Linked DNA regions of Homo sapiens: regions 1 and 3 are each linked to region 2. A link is a loop called in an ENCODE intact Hi-C map of the cell type or tissue named here. Cell type or tissue: A673. All regions are shown on one strand. Each heading gives the region's core, and the rest is flanking DNA. Links, peaks and the distances in the headings are about the cores only.

What was found. Hi-C counts contacts between places; a loop is a spot of excess contacts. Peaks named below come from ENCODE experiments on the same cell type or tissue, not always from the same donor. Only the 100,000 strongest peaks of a DNase experiment are listed, where the experiment ranks them.
Region 1: it touches region 2 in a loop (4-fold over the local background); 19 of 110 quality-filtered maps call a loop at or near these places.
Region 3: it touches region 2 in a loop (2.6-fold over the local background); 4 of 110 quality-filtered maps call a loop at or near these places.

Annotation. Positions count from the first base shown.
Region 1 is chr11:102,936,543-102,944,837 of GRCh38, reverse strand. It overlaps MMP13 (matrix metallopeptidase 13), which reads left to right. Exons shown (of 10, transcript NM_002427.4): 10 at 472-1,843. The coding sequence ends at 572. Among named protein-coding and RNA genes, the nearest start is that of MMP13, 15 kb to the left of the region's middle. In A673, for the core only: a CTCF peak has its summit at 3,669 (motif pointing right); a DNase peak (open chromatin) is centred at 3,677; H3K27ac peaks cover 2,163 bases.
Region 2 is chr11:102,807,555-102,815,849 of GRCh38, reverse strand. It overlaps the pseudogene WTAPP1 and the pseudogene CSNK1A1P2. Among named protein-coding and RNA genes, the nearest start is that of MMP1, 14 kb to the right of the region's middle. In A673, for the core only: a CTCF peak has its summit at 4,699 (motif pointing left); a DNase peak (open chromatin) is centred at 4,679; H3K27ac peaks cover 2,853 bases.
Region 3 is chr11:102,910,819-102,919,113 of GRCh38, reverse strand. No RefSeq gene overlaps it. Among named protein-coding and RNA genes, the nearest start is that of MMP12, 40 kb to the right of the region's middle. In A673, for the core only: a CTCF peak has its summit at 4,161 (motif pointing left); a DNase peak (open chromatin) is centred at 4,153; H3K27ac peaks cover 3,128 bases.

The DNA of each region.
Region 1 (8,295 bases), core at 1,608-6,607, 130 kb before region 2:
ACCAGCCTGACCAACATGGCGAAACCCCATCTCTACTAAAAATCCAAAAAAAAAAAAAAAAAAAAAGCTGGGAGTGGTGGCATGCACCTGTAATCCCAGCTAGTCAGGAGGCTGAGGCAGGAGAATCACTTGAACTTAGGAGTCAGAGGTTGCAGTGAGCCAAGATCACTGCCACTGCACTCTAGCCTGGATGACAGAGTGAGACTCTGTCTCATATACGCACACAAAAATCGATAATCCAAGTAGCAAAACTGTGTAGGAGGATTCACACCTTAAAAGAACAACTAAAAAATAAAAATAAAAAAATAAAAAATTTAAAAAGGAACAACTATTAAAGAACTAATAGAGTTTAAAAAGAAAAAGTTTGAAATTCCTACAAATGGGATCTAAGAGATTGAACCATTAATATTAACTGGATTAAAACCTTATTATTTTCAAACTCTGAAATTGTCTTTATGCTTTTTCTTATAGGTTATATCTATTTTTTCAACGGACCCATACAGTTTGAATACAGCATCTGGAGTAACCGTATTGTTCGCGTCATGCCAGCAAATTCCATTTTGTGGTGTTAAGTGTCTTTTTAAAAATTGTTATTTAAATCCTGAAGAGCATTTGGGGTAATACTTCCAGAAGTGCGGGGTAGGGGAAGAAGAGCTATCAGGAGAAAGCTTGGTTCTGTGAACAAGCTTCAGTAAGTTATCTTTGAATATGTAGTATCTATATGACTATGCGTGGCTGGAACCACATTGAAGAATGTTAGAGTAATGAAATGGAGGATCTCTAAAGAGCATCTGATTCTTGTTGCTGTACAAAAGCAATGGTTGATGATACTTCCCACACCACAAATGGGACACATGGTCTGTCAATGAGAGCATAATTTAAAAATATATTTATAAGGAAATTTTACAAGGGCATAAAGTAAATACATGCATATAATGAATAAATCATTCTTACTAAAAAGTATAAAATAGTATGAAAATGGAAATTTGGGAGAGCCATACATAAAAGAAATAAACCAAAGGAAAATGTCTGTAATAATAGACTGTAACTTCCAAATAAATAATTTTCATTTTGCACTGAGGATATTCAGATGTATGTGCCCTTCTTCACACAGACACTAACGAAATATCAAAGTCATTAAAGACAGGAGACAAAAGAGCAGTGGTAAGAATAGTAGATGTGGCCTTTGAATTCTGTTTAATTTTCACTTTTGGCAATGACTCAAAGTCTGCTCTCATATAAGACAAATATTCCTTTGCATATTATAAAGGATAAAGAAGGATGATGTCTTTTTATTAAAATATTTCAGGTTCTTCAGAAGTCACACATTACAAAGTTAAAATTGTTATCAAAATAGTCTAAGGCCATGGCATCCCTTTTTCATAAATTATTTGATTATTTAAGACTAAAAGTTGCATTTTAACCCTATTTTACCTAGCTAATTATTTAATTGTCCAGTTTGTCTTGGATATATAGGCTATTTTCTAAAGACTTGTATAGCATGAAATAAAATATATCTTATAAAGTGGAAGTATGTATATTAAAAAAGAGACATCCAAATTTTTTTTTAAAGCAGTCTACTAGATTGTGATCCCTTGAGATATGGAAGGATGCCTTTTTTTCTCTGCATTTAAAAAAATCCCCCAGCACTTCCCACAGTGCCTATTGATACTTGGGGAGGGTGCTTGGCACTTATTGAATATATGATCGGCCATCAAGGGAAGAACTATTGTGCTCAGAGACACTGTTGATAAAAACTCAGGCAAAGAAAATGAAATGCATATTTGCAAAGTGTATTAGGAAGTGTTTATGTTGTTTATAATAAAAATATATTTTCAACAGACAATTGCTATATGGTACATTGTCTTTAGGTATAATTTCAATCTTTCCTCACCCAAAGAGGGTTCATTGCCAATATTTTTATTTTTGGAGACAGAGTCTCTCTCAGTTGCCCAGGCTTGAATGCAGTGGTGTGATTCCAGCTCACTGCAACCTCCACTTCCCGAGTTCAGGCAATTCTCCTGCCTCAGCCTCCCAAGTAGCTGGGATTACAGGTGAGCGCCACCATGCCCGGCTAGTTTTTGTATTTTTAATAGAGATGGGGTTTCACCATATTGGCCAGGTAGTCTTGAATTCCTGATCTCAGGTGATCTGCCTGCCTCAGCTTCCCAAAGTCCTGGGATTACAGGTGTGGGCCACTGCACTGGACCCTTCTTTTTTTTTCTTTTTAAGAAAAGATGTTTAGGCCAGGTTCAGTGGCTCATGTTTGCACTCCCAGCACTTTGGGAGACCAATTGTTTGGGCCCAGGATTTCAAGATCAGCCTGGGCACCATGGTGAAACACAGTCTCTACAAAAACAAAACAAAACAAAACAAAAAAAAAACAAATTAGCTGGGGGTGGTGGTATGTGCCTGTAGTCTCAGCTACTAGGGAGGCTAAGGTGGGAGGACTACACGAGGCAGGGAGAGGTCAAGGCTGCAGTGAAATGTGATCACACCACTGCACTCCAGCCTGGGTGACAGAGCAAGACCTAGTCGAAGAAGAAGGAGAAGGAGAAGAAGCCAGGTCCCAGCTACTCAGTAGGCTGAGGCAAGAGGATCACCTGAGCCCAGGAGGTTGAGGCTGCAGTTAGCTATGCTTACACCACTGCACTCCATCCTGGGTGATAGAGTGAGACCCCGTCTCAAAAAATAAACAAACAAAAATAGAAAAGATGTTTCACTTGATTTCAGAAACATTTTCCCTATGTTTAACCATTTTCTTTCATGATACTTCTCTCTCATGGATAGACAGACAGACAGACAGATATACATAAAGATATATAGATATAAAGATATACATAAAGGTATATAGAAAATATATATAGTCAAGATTGTTTCCTGACTTCCACCTTTACTCCAGTCTCAATTCAAAATTCCAAATCCAATTGGTGTTACCTTGATGAGTGTCCTTCCACAGTAACCAAAGCATCGAATTCAAATTATAGCAAATGTCTATTTGGAGTTTACCACTGGTGATAGGGGTAGCATTAAAGAGAGCTGATTATGAACTGAGCAGATGGTCCTAATAGAATCTTCTATGAAATAGGTTACAGGTAAAATACAGATAGCCAGTTTGTATAGATATTCACGAATGGGGTTGAGAAGACCAAATGAATGTTTTATGAGAAGTAATATTATATTCACAAATTAAAGTGAGAGTGCATTTACCTAGAGCTAATGTACTAGGCAAATGCACTGCCTTAAAATTGAATTGTAGCTAGTAATGGCCTCTTCATCAGATAATAAGGGTAAAAGGTTTGAAAAACTCCTCAAAGTGAACCAATAGCATACTTGTATTTGGAATAGGAGAAACTGACAAGATCTTATATTGGTGTAACAAATTTTGCTCTTGGAATTATCCTGGGAGAACTTTTGTATTAAAGCAAAAATATTGTCCTGGATTTCCATATCCTCATGTCAGAATAAAAACACGAAAACATATATAACAGAAAGATAGCCACCATAAAAGCTACCAAGTTTAACTCACTTCCCGTTTAGAAAAAAAAGTGCAGCTCTCTGCACGCACAGTTTTCTCGGAGCCAACAGGAGTGGATTAAGCCCTGGTCACAGAAAATACCTTGATTTACGGATTCATCACGACGCTGTGAGATTTACAATACTTCCACTAGGTGGCACCAGCAACACCCTTTTTAAAAAGGTTGAACTGGTCAGAGAATTCAATTAAGTCACAAAACCAGTGCTTTGTTCTTTAACATAAGGTTGAGGAACTTAGCCACATCGCTGATTGTTTAACTCCTGACTTTACATTACTGACTTTCAAGTAAGATTTAATAGCTATGGAATTCAAGAACAGCTTGCTCCAGGTTTCTTAGTTTTTGTATATGAGTTCCCCTCACTGATCTCTCAGAGGTGAGTCGGAATTCTGTGTCATCCTGACTTGGTGGCTTGATGAAGCCACCAAGACCTGAAGCATGCACCCCTTAGAGCTAGGGCTTGTGAGTCATCTCAGGCCCCTGGGTGACAGACTCCAACGTGAACTACAAAATGCACAATCTACACAACCAATAGAATCAGCACTCCAAAGAGAAAACAAACCAGCACTGTTCTGGCACCAAGAGGGAGGAAAACCCAAACTACCAGGCATGATAAATTTTGTTTTCTAAATAAAAAAGTGGGCCGGGCACGGTGGCTCACGCGTGTAATCCCAGCACTTCTGGAGGCTGAGACAGGTGGATCACCTGAGGTCAGGAGTTGGAGACCAGCCTGACCAACATGGTGAAACCCCGTCTCTACTAAAAATACAAAAATTAGCCAGGCGTGGTGGCGGGCACCTGTAATCCCAGCTACTTGGGAGGCTGAGGCAGGAGAATCGCTTGAATCCGGGAGGTTGAGATTACCAACCAAAAAAGTGAACAATTGCTTATTACCTGAGGACAATGGCGAGTTTAGAGGAAGAAAGGCTTTACAGTTTCCGAAGTTTCTTTCTCACATGGTTTAGTTTTTCTAATTTTTTGGACTTTTATCTGCCTGGTATATTGAAGTATGCGAAATGCTGATTTAAGACTCCTTGATTTTGTTCTACCTCACTGCTTACAAGACACTCAGATTGAACTGCAGCTAATAATGATCTCTGGAAAATAAAAAATGTGCTGAGTTTATAGCAACAGCATGGCCATTTTTGTAAGAGTTTATCATGATGTCTTAATTGACCTGAATTGCCAAAACTGCCAGAGGTGTGTGAACCAGAGCAACTCCATCTTAAATAGGAGCTGGGTAAAACAACGCTGAAATCTACTGGGCTGCATTCCCAGACCGTTAAGGTCTTCTACGTCACAGGATGAGATAGGAGGTCGGCACAAAATACAGGTCATAAAGACCTTGCTGATAAAACAGATTGCAGTAAAGGAGCTGGCTAAAACCCACCAAAACCAAAATGGCGATGAGAGTGACCTCTGGTCATCCTCACTGCTACACTCCCACCAGCGCCGTGACAGTTTACAAATGCCATGGCAACATCAGGAAGTTACCCTATGTGGTCTAAAAAGGGGAGGCATGAATAATCCACCCCTTGTTTAGCATATCAGCAAGAAATAACCATATAAATGGGCAACCAGAAGCCCTTGGGACTGCTCTATGGAGTAGCCATTCTTTTATTCCTTTACTTTCTTAATAAACTTGCTTTTACTTTGCACTGCAGACTCACCCTGAATTCTTTCTTGCGTGAGATCCAAGGACCCTCTCTTGGGGTCTGGATCGGGACCCCTTTCCTGTAACAAAACTATACCCTAAAATTAGGTTCTGTGAGAAGGAAAATTTCTCTTTCATACATGAGCCCGAATAGGTAAAATTCTATTGCATAAATGCTATCTGAGTTGTACACACATGGAGAAACACATACAAGTATATGCAAAATTCATTGTAACCCACTCTAGAATTACTCATTCAATAACGTCATCACACATCAACTGGGCAAGGAACAATTGTACGTACACGATATTGAGAGAATTCTGTCTCTTAAATTTTGATTGCAATGAAACTGGACTTACTATCCAAATCCACCTGTTATGCCTTACAGTTTTTTATAAGTGAAGATAGTGACACTCTTTTTTCATAATTTATGCAGGATTAAAGGACATTGCACAAGCATCCTTATCTGTGTTCCATCTTTTGTGCTTATCTGTGTCCCATCTCTTGCGCCAAAAATATGTAAAATTAGCAACTAAAAAGGTTTATTTATTTTTTGTTTACTTGTTTTAAAATGGTTACATATACCAATAGCCTTCCTTTTCTGGACAATCTTCTCTTTCCTTTATTAGACTGGGCACTAAAAGCCTGTACAGGTCACAAGCAAAACCATTCATGAGGCCCTTCCAATTCTATCTAAAAAGGAGTGTTGTATTCTGGAGTTAAGAGCATCTGCCTTTCTGGGTTGTATCCTTTGGCCAGCTCGTGCCTCGGCTCAGTGAGTGCTCAGGGCCTTGTGGATTTGCTTCCAAAACAACGCAAGGAAAAAGAAGTCTGAGTTGTGTTTCTGAGCACATGGGGTACAATGTGTACACTAGTGCTGGCTCAGTTTTTGGCCAACTCTAGTTCTGAGTATTGTGAGCTGAGCAGAGGGCTGGGACACAGCATCAACTGTGCCTCCAGCCACATCCTTTTCTGAACCCATTTATAAGGCTTTATCCCTTAATAAATAAGATATCTCCTAAATACTTGCATTCCTAATTTCATAGGAAACATCTAAATTGTTTTATGGTTTGAATAACAGCAAGATAAGATACAGGTTAAGGAAGCAGAATCTCAAGGAAGTGAAATAATGGGCAATATTTTGCAGTCATCGTAATGGAAGTCAGATACTTGGCAACAAAAATTACCCAGGCATTATGTGGGATTAACTGGAATATGAATTAAGGGCTCAGAGCTATTTTATGAGAAATGCACTGTACACTCTGTATATGAAATATGCTTCTACTTGGTATTTACTTTTAAAACATTTCCTGAAATCTTTCAATGGGGCAGCTTTGGGGACTAGAGAAATATGGCAATATTGTGTGTCCTGTGTTTACATAAGATACAAAAATTTAGAGAAACGTATTAGATCATCTGATTTCAATTCCTTCAGTTTACAAATAAAAATCTGGGGCCAAGAGAGAGGAAATGATCCTTTCAAGAGCATACAATAATGCTGAAGACTAGGCCACAAACATCATCCACTTTTCTCCTTCTATCTTGTTAACTCCTCTACTCTCTTCCACAGGCCAGGGCACAGATTGTCTATCAGGGGGCATGAAATGTAATTCTACTGGAATGATACCACTAGCCTGATGGCATCCATGTCCCAGAGTCAAGGGAAGCTGAGCTGATGTCTCTATATTATCTTGGATGCTCAGCCTTTGCTGACCATCTTCTCCCCACTGCTGAGGCTGCTTGACCATGACTGACCTTAGTCAAAAGAGATTGAGGGAGTTGAAACTCAGGTGTCTGCAGCTCAATGAAAAATCCTTGCCAGAACAACTTTGACTTTGTATCTAGTTTTGAAAACTGGGTTTCTGTGTTTTCCCCAAGACTGAGTCCCCACTTTTGCTACAGCATAGAAAACTGGATCTCTCCATTATCCTCTATGCCAGAGTCTCGGCTTTTTATTTTTATTTTATTTTTAACTCTTATCTTAGATTCAAGGGTACATGTGCAGGTTTGTTGTATAGGTAAACTTGTCTCACGGGGGTTTGTTCAGATTATTTAGTCACCTGGGTACTAAGCTTAGTACCCAACAGTTACCTTTTCTGATCCTCTCCCTCCTCCCACCCTCCTCCCTCAAGTAGGCCCCAGTGTCTGTTGTTCCCCTTTTTGTGTCCGTGTGTTCTCATCATTTAGCTCCCACTTATAAGGAGAACATATGGTATTTGTTTTTTGGTTCCTGTGTTCGTTCATTTGCTAAGGATAATGGCCTCCAACTCCAACCATATTCCTGCAAAGGACATGAGTTTGTTCTTTTTTATGGCTGCATAGTATTCCACGGTGTATACGTACCACATTTTCTTTATCCAATCTACCACTGCTGGGCATTTAGGTTGATTTCATGTCTTTGCAATAGTGACTGGTGCTGCAATGAACATAATGTGTGCCTTTGTCTTTGTGGTAGAATGATTTATATTCATTTGGGTATATACCCAGTAATGAGATTTTGGGGTCAAACGGTAGTTCTGTTTTTAATTCTCTGAGAATTGCCAAACTGCTTTCCACAATGGTTGAATGAATTCGCACTCCCACCCACAGTGTATAAGTGTTTCCTTTTCTCCACAACCTTGCCAGCATCTGTTATTTTCTGACATTTTGCTGATAGCCATTCTTACTGATGTGAGATGGTATCTCACTGTGGTTTGATTTGCATTTCTCTAATGATTAGTGATATTGAGCTATTTTCATATACTTCTTGCCTGCATACATGTCTTCTTTTCAAAAGTGTTTGTGTTCTTTGCTCACCTTTTAATGGGGTTGTTTGGTTTTTGCTTGTAAATTGGTTTATGTTCCTTATAGATGTGGGATATTAGAGTCTCTGCTTTTTAAATACTCTTTTCCCAGTGGATACTTTTTTTTTACAGACAGGAATCTTGCTATGTTGCCCAGGCTAGAGTGTCATGGCTATTCACAGATGCAATCATTATGCGCTACAGCCTCGAACACCTGGGCTCAAGCAAACCTCCTGCCCTCAGTCTCTTGAGTAGTTGGGACTACAGGCACCTGCTATTGTGCCTACCTTCTTTCCGTTTGGTTGACGTGAGGGGCTCAAGT
Region 2 (8,295 bases), core at 1,918-6,917:
TGCAAGAGAAAGAAATAAAGCATATTCAAATAGGAAGAGAGGAAGTCAAATTGTCTGTTTGCAGATGACGTGATTGTGTATTTAGAAAACCCATCATCTCAGCCCAAAAACTCCTTAAGCTGATAAGAAACTTCAGCAAAGTTTCAGGATACAAAATCAATGTGCAAAAATCAGGAGCATTCCTATACACCAATAATAGACAAACAGAGAGCCAAATCATGAGTGAACACCCGTTCACAATTGCTACAAAGAGAATAAAATACCTAGGAATCCAACTTACAAGGGATATGAAGGACCTCTTCAAGGAGAACTACAAACCACTGCTCAAGGAAATGAGAGGACACAAACAAATGAAAAAACATTCCATGCTCATGGATAAGAAGAATCAATATCACGAAAATGGCCATACTGACCAAAGTAATATATAGATTCAATGCCATCCCCATCAAGCTACCATTGACTTTCTTAACAGAATTAGAAAAAAACTACTTTAAATTTCATATGGAACCAAAAATAGCCAAGACAATCCTAAGCAAAAAGAACAAAGCTAGAGGAATCACGTTACCTGACTTCAAACTATACTACAAGGTTACAGTAACCAAAACAGCTTGGTACTGATACCAAAACAGATATATAGACCAATGGAACAGAACAGAGGCCTCAGAAGTAATATCACACATCTACAACCATCTGATCTTTGACAAACCTGACAAAAACAAGCAATGGGGAAAGAATTCCCTATTGTGGGAAAACTGGCTAGCCATATGCAGAAAACTGAAACTAGACCCCTTCCTTCACCTTATACAAAAATTAACTCAAGATGGATTAAAGCCTTAAATAAAAGACCTAAAACCATAAAAAACCCTAGAAGAAAATCTAGGCAATACCATTCAGGACACAGGCATGGACAAAGACTTCATGACTAAAACACCAAAAGCAATGGCAACAGAAGCCAAAATTGACAAACAGGATCTAATTAAACTAAAGCGCTTCTGCACAGCTAAAGAAACTATCATTAGAGTGAACAGGCAACCTACAGAATGGGAGAAAGTTTTTGCAGTCTATCCATCTGACAAAGGGCTAATATCCAGCATCTACAAGGAACTTAAATTTACAAGAAAAAAAAAACCATCAAAAAGTGGGCAAAGGATATGAATAGACATTTCTCAAAAGAAGACATTTATGGGGCCAATAAACATACGAAAAAAAGCTCGTCATCATTGGTCATTACAGAAATGCAAATCAAAACCACAATGAGATACCATTTCACACCAGTTAGAATGGCAATCATTACAAAGTCAGGAAACAACAGATGCTGAAGAGGATGTGGAGAAATAGGAACACTTTTACACGGTTGGTGGGAGTGTAAATTAGTTCAACCATTGTGGAAGACAGTGTGGCGATTCCTCAGGGTTCCAGAACCAGAAATACCATTTGACCCAGCAATCCCATTGCTGGGTATATACCCAAAGGATTATAAATCATTCTGCTATAAAGACACATGTACACGTATGTATATTGCAGCACATTCACAATAGCAAAGACTTGGAACCAACCCAAATGCCCATCAATGATAGACTAGATAAAGAAAATGTGACACATATACACCACGGAATACTATGCAGTCATAAAAAAGAATGAGTTCATGTCCTTTGCAGGCATATGAATGAAGCTGGAAACCACCATTTTCCATAGACTAACACAGGAACAGAAAACCAAACACCTCATGCTCTCATTCATAAGTGGGAATTGAACAATGAGAACATATCGGCACAGGGAGGGGGACATCACACACCAGGGCCTGTCGGGGAGTTGGGGGCAAGGGAAGGGATAACATTAGGAGAAATATCTAATGTAGATGACGGGTTGATGGGTACAGCAAACCACCATGGCACATGTATACCTATGTAACAAACCTGCATGTTCTGCACATGTATCTTAGAACTTAAAGTATAATTAGAAAGGTAGAAAGAAGGAAGGAAGGAAGGGAGGAAAGAAAGAAGGAAAGAAGAAAGAGAGAAAGAAAGAAAGAGAGAAAGAGAGAGGGAGGGAGGGAAAAGAAAAGAGAAAAGAAAAGAAGGCCTACAATCTGTTATTCACGTTCAGACTACCCAAGATGTGTCTAGAAATTAGTCATGTACCTGGCTGAATTGCAACAGTTGAATGCTCTGCCCCACCCAGATGGTAACAGGAATGATAGTGTTCTGAGTGGTGAGAAATGAGTTAAAGACCAGTGAGGAAAGCTGGTGGAGGGTTCTAAGAAATCTAACTCCACTTGCCCAGTGCCTCCCTTCAAAGTGCTTCTCATTAATGGATTCCATCAGATTCCTCTGGTTCTTTAAAATAATCCTCCCTTTAATTCAGTTTGGCATTCCAACCGAATGGAAGGATTGCCTTCCAATCAAATGGTTCCTGATGAAAATGATCACACTGTTCTCCTATTTGTCTTGCACTTGAAGACCCAGCTCAGGGGTTACCATCTTTGGGGACATTCTGAGACCTTGCCAACTCTGCCTACTGGCTGTGTTCATTCCTCCTCTTATGTGCGTCCATTCACACACAGCCCACTGCAGCTGTCCACTTGAATGCATCCCACATGGGCACATTGGACGATGCCCAGCATCAAGCCCCTGACTTAGTCGATGCTCATTAAACTTTTGTTGAATGAATGAATAAGTTTGGCAAGGCAGCAATGCTTGATCCTGGGTGTGAAGAAGTAGTAGGAGTCTATCAGGCCAAGTGTGAAGAGGAAAGGAAGAGCATAGGCAATGGCATTAAGATATGAGAGAACATGTCATATCTAGGAAATTACAGGGTTTGACTACAGTAGGAAAGATGGTCTTTTCTGAGTTATAGTGTAGAGGGAAGAATATGAAGTAATTTTCTAATTATGAACATTAAATTTCTTTAAATAAATGTAACAATTGTGAAAATTATCCTCAAAGCCCATTAATCAATTAATTCAGTCAGTGAATAATTATTCAGCTGCAGCAGCAAATCTATTTTGAAAGTAGCCAGGCTATCAACAAAAAATTAAACTGTTAACATACTTGGCTAATTTACCTTGCACAAAAAGTAAATATCTGAAGCATTTCTGAAATAGATTAAAGGTGCTTCATAAAGGGGCAAAAAATATATGGCTATAAACACCCTGGCCTTTCAAGAATTTACCAAAGAGAGGTACGTGAGGATCCACATAAGTCACATAATCCCTGTAGGTCAGTAGAAAAAAGAGCTGCTCTGGGGAAGATTCCACCCTGGGGTATGGTCCTCGTAAGTGACAGATCACAGCGTAACAGGAAGCTGATTCTTAATATAACTATATTCATCAAGAATCCTCATGATTAAGGGAACATTTTCACTTTCCTAAGATAAAACTAAAGGTGGGAATTATGATGCATGACTTCCTGGCCATGATTTATGCAACTAAGGAATCTGCTGCCTTTGCATTTATTCTTAGAATCACATTTAGCTCATGCCAATGAAAGTGATGATGATAATATGACACTTTATCATATGGCTGCCTCTCAGGCAAGATTCCAAAATTATTAAGGAAGGTAACTCATTGTGTTGCTTCATGATGTACATTTAACGGAAAATTATATTCCAATGGACTTGTTTTACCTCATTGCATTATAACAATTTCCTCAAGAATCATACTTAATTTGCATCCTAGAAAATCATTTAGTATAAATATTTAGTGTGTTGAAATATTCTAATCAAGACACTTGAGCCATAGTTCCAAAAGTTTTGCTCCCAATGAAATAAAAACAAATGAAAATTTAGGGGCTCAATTTCCTCATCTGCAATGTAAGAGTAATAAAGTAGGTGATTTTAGGTGTCTTTCCACTCTAAGAGAAATTAATATTTATTGAGCTGCTATTATGTGACAAGCATGATGTACGTTGCATGTGGGGATTTAATTATCCTCAAAACTGTCATGCTGGATATTAATGTTATTATTTCCACTGTATAGGTGAGAAAACAGTATTAGAGAGGTTAACATACCCAAGAATGTAAGTCTCAAAAGTTGCAAACTCAGTTTTTGAATCCAAATCTGCCTTATACAAAAATCAGTTTTTTTTTTCACACAAGAATGCTGTTTCCAGTTCTATATTCTGTTTCTGTGTACATCTGGTAATTCAACATTTGTAATCAAGCTGCTTGGAGTACTAGTGAATGGGAGTATATAGAATTTGTAATACATGTATACAGGTAGTATTTTGATTAATATTCTAGAGACAAATTTCTTTTTTTAGTTCAAGAAAATGCCATAGACTAAGGAAATGAGTTACATGTCTGTGAATTCCTGTTTACCTTTTATTGCTGTGTAGTACCTGATCATGGGAAACAGTCTTAAAGGTCAGAAGGTAGTAAAAACAACATATGTAGTCATTCAATTTGCAAAGTACTTATCAGTTCAATTACATCATAAATAAATGGTGTAAGCATTATTATTTCCTTTTTGCAGATAACACCCAAGATTGCTCTGCTGTGATTCAAACCTGTATCATTTAATTCCAAATTCTGCACTTTGTCTATCACATCCTTTGGAGAATACTTGAAATATACATCCCCTACACATCCCCCTTCCACATACGAGATAACTATCTTCACTTACTACATCTAAAAAGCACTGAGATTGGAACGTGCATTGACTTTGGAATGAGCCCTGGGTTTAAATTTCCATTCTGCCACCTACTGGAGTTTTGGAGAAGACAACGTATGAGTTTCCATTTTTCCTCACTCACACACTCTTAAGGATCCAGATCTGAGGGATCCTGCCTCCCTAGGCCCACCTCACAACTACCCCAGGAGTTTCCAGGGACCTAGAAGTAGAGCATGGGTCTTTATGCCTGGTGGAAACAGCCCAGATGTCTCTTTCCAGTTTAAGGAAACCTCTCCCTCTCTCATGCCTCCCTGAAACCTTTTTCCTTTCCCCTCTTAGTTGAAGACATCTGACAACCTCTTCCTATGAGCTCAGGCTTTTCCAAAAGTTGGAAAGAGATATTGCCTTCATGTAGGTTTCAACTGAAGTCCTGAAGACACCTCTGAGACTAGGAGATACACAGTTCTTGGCAAAGTCAGGGAAAAATATAGAGGAAAATATAATTTTATATCTCAATATATTATCCTATGACATACTCTGTCTATAGAATTATATGTATATATTATTTTGCTGGGACTGTGTTAAATACACCTATGTATGTATAGTTACATAGACGGGTATATTTACAGATATTGAGTCATAAAGATCCAAGTGTGTGTAGGTAAAATATGTAACATGCACTGGTACCTTTTTATAGAAAGACTGCGCTAACCTTCCATGTAAATAGTATGTAGATTTGCTCTTACAACGTAGACAGCAGGGCGCTAGAAGAGCTCAGTAACAGAAGACACTGGGGGACCTGATGGGGGCTTATGACCTCAAGCTGAGCCTTAAAGCCATGGAAGAAAACAAACAGAAGCTCTAGTTGTGTAGCTTTTAAGATAGAGTTTTCTGAGGGGTTCTGGCTATAATCCTCAGAGAAGATTTCTATAAAAACTATTTTGTCCCATGCATTCTATCTATATACATTCTTCTACACCACCACAGGCATTCTACTTTTGAAAGCTGTGTGGCCTGGAAACTTAGTTTTCTTTCCCAAGACCGCAGAGGAGAACTAGGCTGTGCCTAAAGATAGGGCACTGTCTTTTATCAGCTTCACTGCAGAACGCACAGAGTCTAGTTGCAGGGTGATAGGCTGAGGCTATCTCTGCATTTTACCTGAAATTGAATTTAGTTGAGAAAGCACACACAAAAATAAAAATAATAAATCTAACTCTTATTTAGCATGTATTCTGCTATTCTGTGTCAGAAACTCTTTTCATTGCATGTGATTTAAATGGGAAATAATACATTTATATTACCCTAACTTCAAGGACCACTAATATGAAACAGGGAAGCAGAAGTTGATTTCCTTTTCAATTGATCTCTAGGATTAAATTTTTTTATGAGACGATTTGGAGAGTAGGTAATTTGGTCTCCTTTCTGAAATAGAACGAATCTCCAAAATTCTCCACAATGCAGTATGTGATTCTGAAACTGAATAGTTGCATGTCCTCAGTCTTAAGCCAAATCCCAACAAATACCTACTCATGTTTTGGTGTATAAAATGGCTTAAGAATCATTCACTTTTATCAGCTCCCCAAGACCCAACAAAGGACCCTCGCAGGCAGGGCTTATTGAAATAGTCCAGACAGCTGTCTAACCACACAAATCCTTTAAGTCCCTCTCCACTTACCTCTCCAAGAATGCCCAACAGATATTAGTTATGCCAATGTGACAAGATCTATTATCAGTAGTAAGAAGTGCCAGAACTTAAAGAATAGTAAAAAAGGACTTTGATTAAATTTGTATTTCTGGATAAATTGCCTAGAAAGCACACACTTGCATTTTGAATCTTATTTTCCCTGTCTTTCATAATATTTTTGGAGATATATACCACATAAATATTCATTGGCATAATAGGAATTACACCTAAGATTTTAACAGCTACTTGAAGAAATAATAATTTATGCAATAATTAGGCTGCATCCATTTCATGAGCAAATTAACTTCTAAGAGCTAAATTCGTGTCTGATTATTTTTGCAATTTCTAGCCTTGTAGATCAGACGTGCTTACTAAGTGGGAGTGAGTTCAGTCTACTTGCTTTCAATTTGTTCATACAAAAGTCTAGGGGATACTTAACTAACATGTGGTCCACATATACTGAGACAGTCTGATAAATATATTTTCTTTGAGAGTTCACTGTGGTTTCTTGGGTTTAACCATGTATTAGTCTGTTCTCACGCTGCTAATAAAGACATACCTGAGACCAGGTAATTTAAAAAGGAAAGAGATTTAATTGATTCATAGTTCCACATGGCTGGGGAGGCCTCACAATCCTGGCAGAAGGCGAATGAGGAGCAAAGTCAGGGTCTTACATGGTACTAGGTAAGAGAGCATGTGCAGGGGAACTCCCCCTTTTGAAAACCATCACATCTTGTGAGACTTATTCACTATCACAAGAATAGCACGGGAAAAGACCCGTCCCCATGATTTAATTACTTCCCACGGGACCACTCCCAAGACATGTGAGAATTATGGGACCTACAATTCAAGATGAGATTTGGGTGGGGACACTGCAAAACCGTATCAAACCACTTCAGCATACATAGTCACTAGGATTTCCCTCAGACTTGCAAAGCGAAAGAACTCTTACTGAAAGAAGGGACACTTACCCTTAAAGGGACACTTACCCTCAAAAGTACTAAGTGCCACTTTTTCTATTCTATTGCATGTAACCTAACATTTCCCCTGTTGAGCAAGTTTCTACAAAGCAACTGGTAAACCTTGGAGAATGGGCAGGGACACAATGAAAACATCAGCCTTTTTTCAACAAATCACCTTCCATTAAGAGAATGAGGTGAAGATAAGGAAAATATGAAAAGGGCTTTAAGAAAGTGTAATGCGCTAAGAAAATTCAGAGTGAAACTATTGGGCTGGAGCTGGAGTAACAAGACGGCAGCGTCGGCAGAGGGACAGGGGTCCTTCCGGGCTGGAGCTGCTGGCAGTGGTGGCAATGGTATCCCTGCTCTAGCTCACCGCACCCCTTTTTCCAGCCTGCACATAGCTGAGACAGCAAGGCAGTGGCGCCGCCCAGAAACAAGTGGCCCAGCCTTGTAACTGCAAGAACCCTTTCACAAACCGCAGCCTGGCAACAAGAAACCTGACTGAGCAGCGGTGATCAGGTTCCCCGTCAGCTGATTCCGGGCCGCGAATATGAGGGAGGCCTCCGTGTTCCATGTCCCGTTTCCTGCCACCTTCCGCCGTGGAGGAGCCCCAGAGGCCTCCGTCCTCCTCTCAGAGGCGTCTGGACTTGGCCTCAGCCTCTGTCTTCATCTCTTAGGATGGCGAGCAGCAGCGGATCCAAGGCCGAATTTATTGTTTGAGGGAAATATAAACTAGTAAGGAAGATCAGGTCTGGCTCCTTCTGGGACCTTTATCTGGCCATCGATATCACCAATGGCGAGCAAGTGGCAGTGAAGCTAGAATCTCAAAAGGCCAGGCATCCCCAGTTGCTGTAGGAAAGCAAACTCTGTGAGATTCTTCAAGGCAGGCTTGGCATCCCCCACATACCGTGGTATGATCAGGAAAAAGACTGCAATGTACCAGTCATAGACCTTCCGGGACCTAGCCTCGAAGACCTCTTCAATTTCTCTTCAAGAAGGTTCACAATGAAAACTGTGCTTATGTTAGCTGACCAGACAAT
Region 3 (8,295 bases), core at 2,271-7,270, 100 kb before region 2:
GCTGGAATGCAGTGGATATTCACAGGCCTGATTATGGTACACTACAGACTCAAACTCCCGGGCTCAAGTGATCCTCCTGCCTCAGCTCCTGAGTAGCTGGGACTACATGTGAGTGTCACCATGCTCGGCCAGAACTACGTTTCGAACACTCACACTTTAGCGCCAACCTGAGGATTCCAATGTCAAAGTCAAGGGTGGAGATTGGCATGTGTTTATATTTTAAGTTTCTAATGGGAAATTGATACTTAGGCAGGTTCGAGAACCAGTAACTTGGATGAGAGGTTTATAATTTGCTCTTTTCCCTCCTCCGTTAGTAAGCTAGAGTTTTATTTCACTAAACAATAGACAGCACACATTGGTGTTATCCCTGCCTTAGAAGGAGAAAAGTTGGTTTTCAAGAGTAACCTCCTCAATCCACCACAGCCCTTGAAAGAAAAGTGTACAGAATCAACAAAACAGAATCATCCAACAACAAAGCAGCCTGACTTCGGATATTTACTTCCATCAGAAATTCCTGTGTTTCCATATCACTTCTGTTTCTTAGGTATTGTGTTTGCTTTGGGGGAACATGAATTACAGATGTTTGGTATAGCATTACATATTGGACTTCAATCGAATTCTTGAGAAAGTCAAAACAAACTGGAATACCACTCAGCAATTAAAAGAAACAAACCACGTACATGCAACAATAGGAAAGAATCTTAAAAACATATTACTGGTAAGAATTCAGACATAACATGTTATATACTGCCTAATTTACTTATGTGACATTCTAGAAAGTACAAATGTCCACATCAATGGTCTCCAGGGGCTGGGAGTGGGAGAGAGGGACTGATGCGAAAGGGCGAAAGGAATTTTCTGAGGTAATGGAAATGGCTATGTCTTCCTTTAATCTAGCACGTGATGTTTACCGGAGGACAATATGGCCTAGGTTGTTGAAGCGATGCTTGGGTGTCACGTGAAGTTTCGATGCTGGGTTAAACTATATTCTTTCTTCTGCTTGATCGAGTCTACTGTTGAACCCCTTATCTTAATTTGTTTAGGCTACTACAACAAAATATCTTAGGGTGGCTTATAAACAATAGAAATGTATTTCTCACAGTTCTGGAGGCTAAGTTCAAGATCATGGTGCTGACAGATTTGGTGTTTGGTGATGGCCCAGTTTCTGGTTCATGGATAACACCTTCTTGCTATGTCCTCACAGAGGGGAAGAGGGTCTCTCATATAAGGCACTAACCCCAATCATGAGGGCCCTGCTTTCAAGACCGAATCACCTCCTAATCCCCAATATTATCATCTTGGGGATTAGGATTTCAACAAAGAAATTTTGGGGGTGGGGCACAAACATTCAGACCATGGCACACTGAAATGCAACTTTGCATTTTTTCCTTCCTCTGAGCCCCTGGCACAACCATTGTTATATTTTCAGCTTCTGTGAGTTTGACTATTTTAGATACCTCATCTGAGTGGAATCATGTGGTATTTAATATTTGTCCGCTAATACTGGTTTATTTTATTTAGCATGATCTCCTCAAGGTGCCTAAAGTTTGATTTTATTTAGCATGATTTCCTCAAGGTTAGGATTTCTAACAGGATTTCCTTATTTCTTAAGGCTGAATAATATATCTTTATGTATATATATATATATACACACATATATATATGTGTGTATATATATATATACACACATATATATATGTATATATATATACACACACGCACACACACACACCCCTATATACTACATTTTCACTTTTTTTGAGACAGGGTCTCACTCTGTTGCCCAGGCTAGAGTACAGGGGCACCATCTCTGCTCACTCTCACTACAATCTCTGCCTCCCGGGGTCAAGCGATTCTCCTGCCTCAGCCTCCCAAGTAGCTAGGATTACAGGCGCCTGCTGCCACGCCCAGCTAATTTTCATATTTTTAGCAGAGATGGGGTTTCATCATGTTGGCCAGGCTGGTCTCGAACCCCTGACCTCAGGTAATCTGCCTGTCTTGTCCTCCCAAATTGCTTGGATTACAGGCGTGAGCCATCACACCCAGCCTATAATACATTTTTCCTTCCTTCCTTCCTTCTTTCTTTCTTTTTCTTTTCTCTCTTTTTTTTTTTTTTTCCAGAGTCTTGTTCTGTCACCCAAGCTGGAGTACAGTGGTACAATCTCAGTCTCAGCTCACTGCAACCTCCACCTTCCAGATTCAAGCGATTCTGGTACCACAGCCTCCTGAGTAGCTGGGATTACAGGTGCATGCCCCCATGCCTGGCTATATTTTGTATTTTTAGTAGAGATGGGATTTCACCATATTGGCCAGGCTGTTCTCAAACTCCTGACCTCAAGCGATCTGCCCACCTGAGCCTCCCAAAGTGCTGAGATTACAGGCGTGAGTCACCACACCTGGCTAATACATGTTCTCTAACCATCCATCTGTCGATGGACATTTAGGATATTTCTACATCTTGGCTGTTAGGAATAATGCTTCATTGAACATGGGAGTGCAAATACATCCTATTTTCAGTTGTTTTGAATAAACATTCAAAAGTGGTATTGCTGGATCACTTGGTAGTTCTATTTTTAATTTTTGAGGAATCTTCAAACTCTTGTCCACAGTGGCTGCGCAATTTTACATCCCCACAAACAGTATATTAAAGTTCTAACTTCTTCACATCCTTGTCAACACTTGTTATTTTCTGTTTTATTTAATGATGCTATCCTAACAGGTGTGCAGTAATATCTCATTGTAGATTTGATTTGCGTTTCTCTGATAATTAGTGATGTTGAACATCTTTTCATATACCTGTTGGCCATTTGTATGTCTTCTTTGGAGAAATGGTTATTCAGTCCTTTGCCCAATTTTTTTAAAAAATGGGTTATCAGTTATTTTTGCTATTGAGTTGTAAGAGTCTCTTATATATTTTGGATATTAATCCCTTATCAGATATATGGTTTGCAAATATTTTCTCCCATTCCATAAGTTGACTCTGTTGATGGCTTCCTTTGCTACACAGAAGCATTTTAGTTTGATGGTGTCTCACTCGTCTATTTTTACTTTTGTTGCCTGTGGTTTTAGGGTCATATCCAAGAAATCAATGTCAAGACCAATGTTATCAAGGTTTTTCCCTATGTCTCCTTCTAGAGTTTTTGTAGTTTCAGGTCATATATATATGTCTTTAATCCATTTTGAGTTGATTTTTGTGTATGGTATAAGATAAGGGTCTAATTACATTTTTTGCATGTGAATAATGTTTTCTCATTTTTAAAAGTTGAGTATTGAAATCTCCCACTGTTATTGTACTGCTATTTCCCTATTCACTTCTATCAATGTTTGCTACATATAATTGGGTCCTTGGATGTTGGTTGCATGTATGTTTATAGCTGTTTATCTTGCTGGTGAATTCACCTTTTTATCAATAAATAATGTCCTTCTTTGTCTTTTGTCATGATTTTTGACTTAAAGTCTATTTTATCTGTCTTTGAGTTCACTGATTCTTTCTTCTGCTTGACTAAGTCTGCTGTCGAACCCCTTATCTTAATTTGTTGGGCTACTATAACAAAACACCTTAGACTGTGTTGCTCATAAACAACAGAAATTTGTTTCTCAAAGTTCTGGAAATCGAGAAGTCCAACATCAAGGTGCCAGCAGATTTGGTGCCTGGTGAGGGCCCACTTTCTTCATAGAGGAAGATCTTTCCACTGTAACTTCACATTGTATTCTGCAGCTCCAGAATTTTTGTTTGGATCTTTTTTATATTTTCTCTTTGTTGACATTCTCATTTTGTTCATGTATCACTTTCTTGAGCTCTTTAAGCATCTTTATAACATCTTGACTTTTTTCAGGCAACTCATATACCTCTGTTTCTTTAGGATCATTTTTTGGAGGTTTATTTTGTTCCTTTGATTGGGCCAGGCTTTCTGTTTCTTTGTATGCCTTGTAACTGTGTTGGGATCTACACATTTGAAAAAACAGCCACCTCTCCCAGTCTTTATGGGCTGACTTTGAACAGGAAAATACCCTCACCAATTATCCCAGCTAGAGATTCTGGGGGTCTCTCAAACTTTTTCTGTGGGTGCATTATCTCTGTCTTTGAGCACATAAATTCTGAATTAGAGGGATTTGCCAGTTTATTTTTGGAGGAGCTCACGATCTCTTGCTCCCTCTGGTGTCTGTCTGCAACACTGAAGATTTTCTGGAGCTGCTTCAAGCTGCCCCATTCTGTTTTGGCTTTAGCAACCTCCAGGCTTCTAGCATATTCCAGGTCCTGTCAGTGCTGTGAGACTAGGGATACAGAAACCAGTGTCTTGGGCAGCTCCCAGAATAGTTGGAACATGGACATACATGGAATTCTTCTCTTTCTACCCCAACGAGGAGGCTATGGAGCTGTGTTGGCCTCTATCTGCTATACCACAGGTCCTCCTAAGCAGTATCAAGCTGCCCAATTCTTTTGTTGTCAGTGGTCCCTACATCTCTATATTGTCAGGTCCTGTCAGTGCTCTGAGACAGGTGAGACAGAAACCAATCCCTTGGCAGCTCCCTGAAAAACTAGAACATTGAACACATGCTCCAGTAATTTTCCTCCCCAGGGAAAAGCCAGGAGTTGGTGGTTTTCTCCTACTTATTTTACAATGAGCCAGGAGGAGCAAGTACATCAAGTGAGTGCTGCAAATCTTCACCTTTGTTCTTAGCAGCCTTCAACCTGACACTCTTTCCTGTCTGCACTTAGATTCAGGCAAGACAGAAACCAGTCCCTTGACCAGCCCCCTAAAGAGTCTGAATGTTGGATGTACTGTCTAGCCTTCTCTTTCCCTCCGCAAGCAGAAGACAGTAGCTAGAAGTTTTCTTTTGATAATTCACACTGAAATGGGAGAAAGGACTATGGTGAGTGAGTGCCATGAGTTTTTCTACTGGCTTTAGTGAGGCTGGTTTTGCCTTCCCTTGAAGTGCAGGAACCTCCTAACTTGTTTCTGGTTTTCTTATAAAGGGAATTGATTTATGTATTCTTGTTGATTCAGTGTCTCCCCGCAGGGAAGTAGAGTCTGGCCCTTCCTATTCTGCTATCTTGCTGACATAACCCCTTAGATGGTTTATATTTTGTGGTTTGCATCTTAATTTGCCAACACTCAGCAAAGTATAAATTTTACTGTATGAAAATTATACATATTTTACTGTATGAAAATTATACATAATTATGTATGTAAATTATACTTCAATGAATATGACTTAAAATAAACTAATAAAAAAATTAATGTAACAAAAAGTTTAAAAAAATCCAAACAACGATATAACCTAAACTCTCCTGGATATTCTCCCTTGATACCCAGCAATTTATGTATCATTAAGTTCCATTTAGAATACGGCTTTGTATCGATAAAATTTTCTTTTCTTTATATTTTTTTGGTAGAGATAGGATCTTCGCCATATTAGCCAGGCTGGTCTTGTACTCCTGGACTCAAGCAATCTGTTCACCTCGGCTTCCCAAAGTGTTGAGATTACAGGCGTGAGCCACTAAAATAGGCCAAAATTTTCGAATGTATGGTCTGTGCTTACCTCTGGTTTAAATTTTTTTTCTTTCTATTCTCAAGTATGATTTTAACCAAATTCTAAAATTTTCAATACCATGGAGAAGATATCATACAGGGTTCATCATTTCTAAATAAAAAGTAAATTTCATTCTACATTCATCACTGCATTCTCAGTGCCTGAAAAATGTCTGGTACATAATAACGTTCAGTAATTTTAAAAAATATATAAATGAATAGAATGTCCTTTGACAATTCACTGTCAAAGTGGTTAAGAAAATTAGGCTTCAGAGTTAGCTCCTGTTTTTGAATCTTGACTTTGCCAGTTAGAAGCTGTGTGGCCTTGGGTAGTCTGAGGCTCATTACCTCTGTTTGCAAAAGGGGATAATAATAATGCTTATGTCACATGAAAAGTGCTTGGCTTAATGAGAGCTTAACAAATGACACACTTCCCTTGTCTAAGTGTTGTTATTCAAATAATAATTTCTCATCAATTCTTTCCTACACATTTTCTTAATTGGCTGATTACTAGCAATCTGTGTTCATTCCAATCAATTTTGAGGAGACTTGAAATGCCAACAAAACTGTTTCTTTACAGCATTTCACTTTTACTCTCAAATATAATTACATTACTCATTTCCACTTTTAGCAGTTGATAGAACCTAGCAAATGACCAACATAAACTATGCCTTCAATAAATGTCATGTTCCTTATTCACATATTTATACCCACTGTGTTTAATTTTCTCAAAGTTCTTCACTTGGTACAAGAACTATATTAGAGTGGAGCCACCTCATCTCATCTATTCCTATCTCATTCCACTTGCTTTCCTGTTCACAAGCCTGACCCTAGCGGGCTTCTGGTCTGATTTCCTCTTGTTTCTCCAGTTCTAGTTTCCAGGAGGCTTTAGCTTCTGGCTCTGTTCTCTTGGGCTCCTCACCTTAGCTCTCCTTACAACCACTATTACTGATGAATCATAGGATATCTTTCTCCTCCATGCCTCATCCACCATCCACTGTCATGAAAGAAAAGCAACAGTTGATATCCTGCAGGCCCAGACGTTGACAGTGTTTGTTATATTTGCTTCAAGCTGTTGTTTTATTTCTATTAACAATAACTTATTATATATGTATGTACAGTATATTATTAAATATATTTATGTTGTAGGAAAAACTGGGTTCTTGTCACACGACCAAGAAAGATTGTTATGCGTGTCCGTGTGAAGAGACTGCCAAACAGGCTTTGTGTGAGCAATAAAGCTTTTTAATCACCTGGGTACGGGCGGACTGAGTCCGAAAAAGGAGTCAGCAAAGGGAGACAGGTGTGGGGCAGCTTTACAGGATTTGGGTAGGTAGTGGAAAATTACAGTTAAAGGGGATTGTTCTCTTGTGGGCAGGGGCAGGGGTCACAAGGTGCTCAGTGGGGAGCTCCTGAGATTCATTGTCCAGGAGAAGGAATGTCACAAGGACAATTGATCATTAGGGTGGGGCAGCAACAAATCTCTATGGTGGAATGTCATCAGTTAAGGCAGGAACTGGCTGTTTTCACTTCTTTTGTGGTTTTTCAATTGCTTCAGGCCATTTGGATGTGTTCGTGCAGGTCACAGGGGATATGATGGCTTAACTCGGGCTCAGAGGCCTGACAAAGATTAGGCTTGCAGACACTTTAAAGGGTGAAGAGGAACAGAATGTATTGGCTGAAAGGGAAAAACAACACAGCAAAATGCGATGAAGCCCTGCTAACAGGCTCTCCACCTCACCAATTGAATCCCAGGTTTCCGCACAGGAACAGGAGGGGCCAGGCTCCTTCCGACTACAAATGGCGTAAACTTCCGTGGCTCCACCCCGTTCTCCCAGTGCGCAGGCTGGTTGGAGATGCTCTGGTGGCCCCTTTATACTTGGCTGTCTCCTTTATATATAGTAATTTATAATATTTAATATTTCTATAATAATTTATTTCTTTGGCAAATATTTAATATACTTATCACAGAAAGACAATATTACAGATAGTGTTGAAGCTCCCCCTTCCCTATGAATCTAAAAGTTTTCTTTTTGAACTAAAACTTTGCTCATTGTTTTAGAGTGATGCATGTGTGACTGAAAATTACTTGGTAAAATTTAAGTAGCTCCTAAAGAGTGTGGTGATGAGATCAGCTTAGGAGTCCTTCTCTTCTCTCTTTTTTTGAAGCATGCCTACCAGAAGCTTCTGGTAGGGGGCCACACTATGAGAATTACTTACAGTTTTACTCCTACTCTAATTATCCTCACTTAACGCAACTCAAAATTTGCATAAATCAACAAAGCTTCAGAATGCATTTCTGCTGCTCTTCAACAAGACCTGGAGACTGACACTCACTTCTATACAATAAAAGCAGGCAGATGATTTAGCTTTATTGAACCATAAACTTTTGTGACAGAACCAATTTCCTTCTTTTTCATTCTTCCCCTTTTAGGAAAAGCATATTTTTATTTGTTTGTTTTATAGCAAAATATTACATTAGTTTTGCCTTGAGATGAAGTCAAAATTAGCAACAGAAAGTTTTCTTGATCTTGTAGACCCTCCATCTGAATAGGAAGCTAATGCTGGAGAGACCTGACACTTCATTTCCAGTAGAGTTAGGGCTGAGCAGGAATTGATGCAGGCAGGAAGGGATGGAAAAAAGACCCTAAGAAATGGAAGGGGTCTGAGGCTATCCCTTCTGAAGCACATTCCATTCCAGACAGAAAGGTGATAGGAAAATGGAAGGACCATTTTTTTTTATTGTACTTTAAGTTCTAGG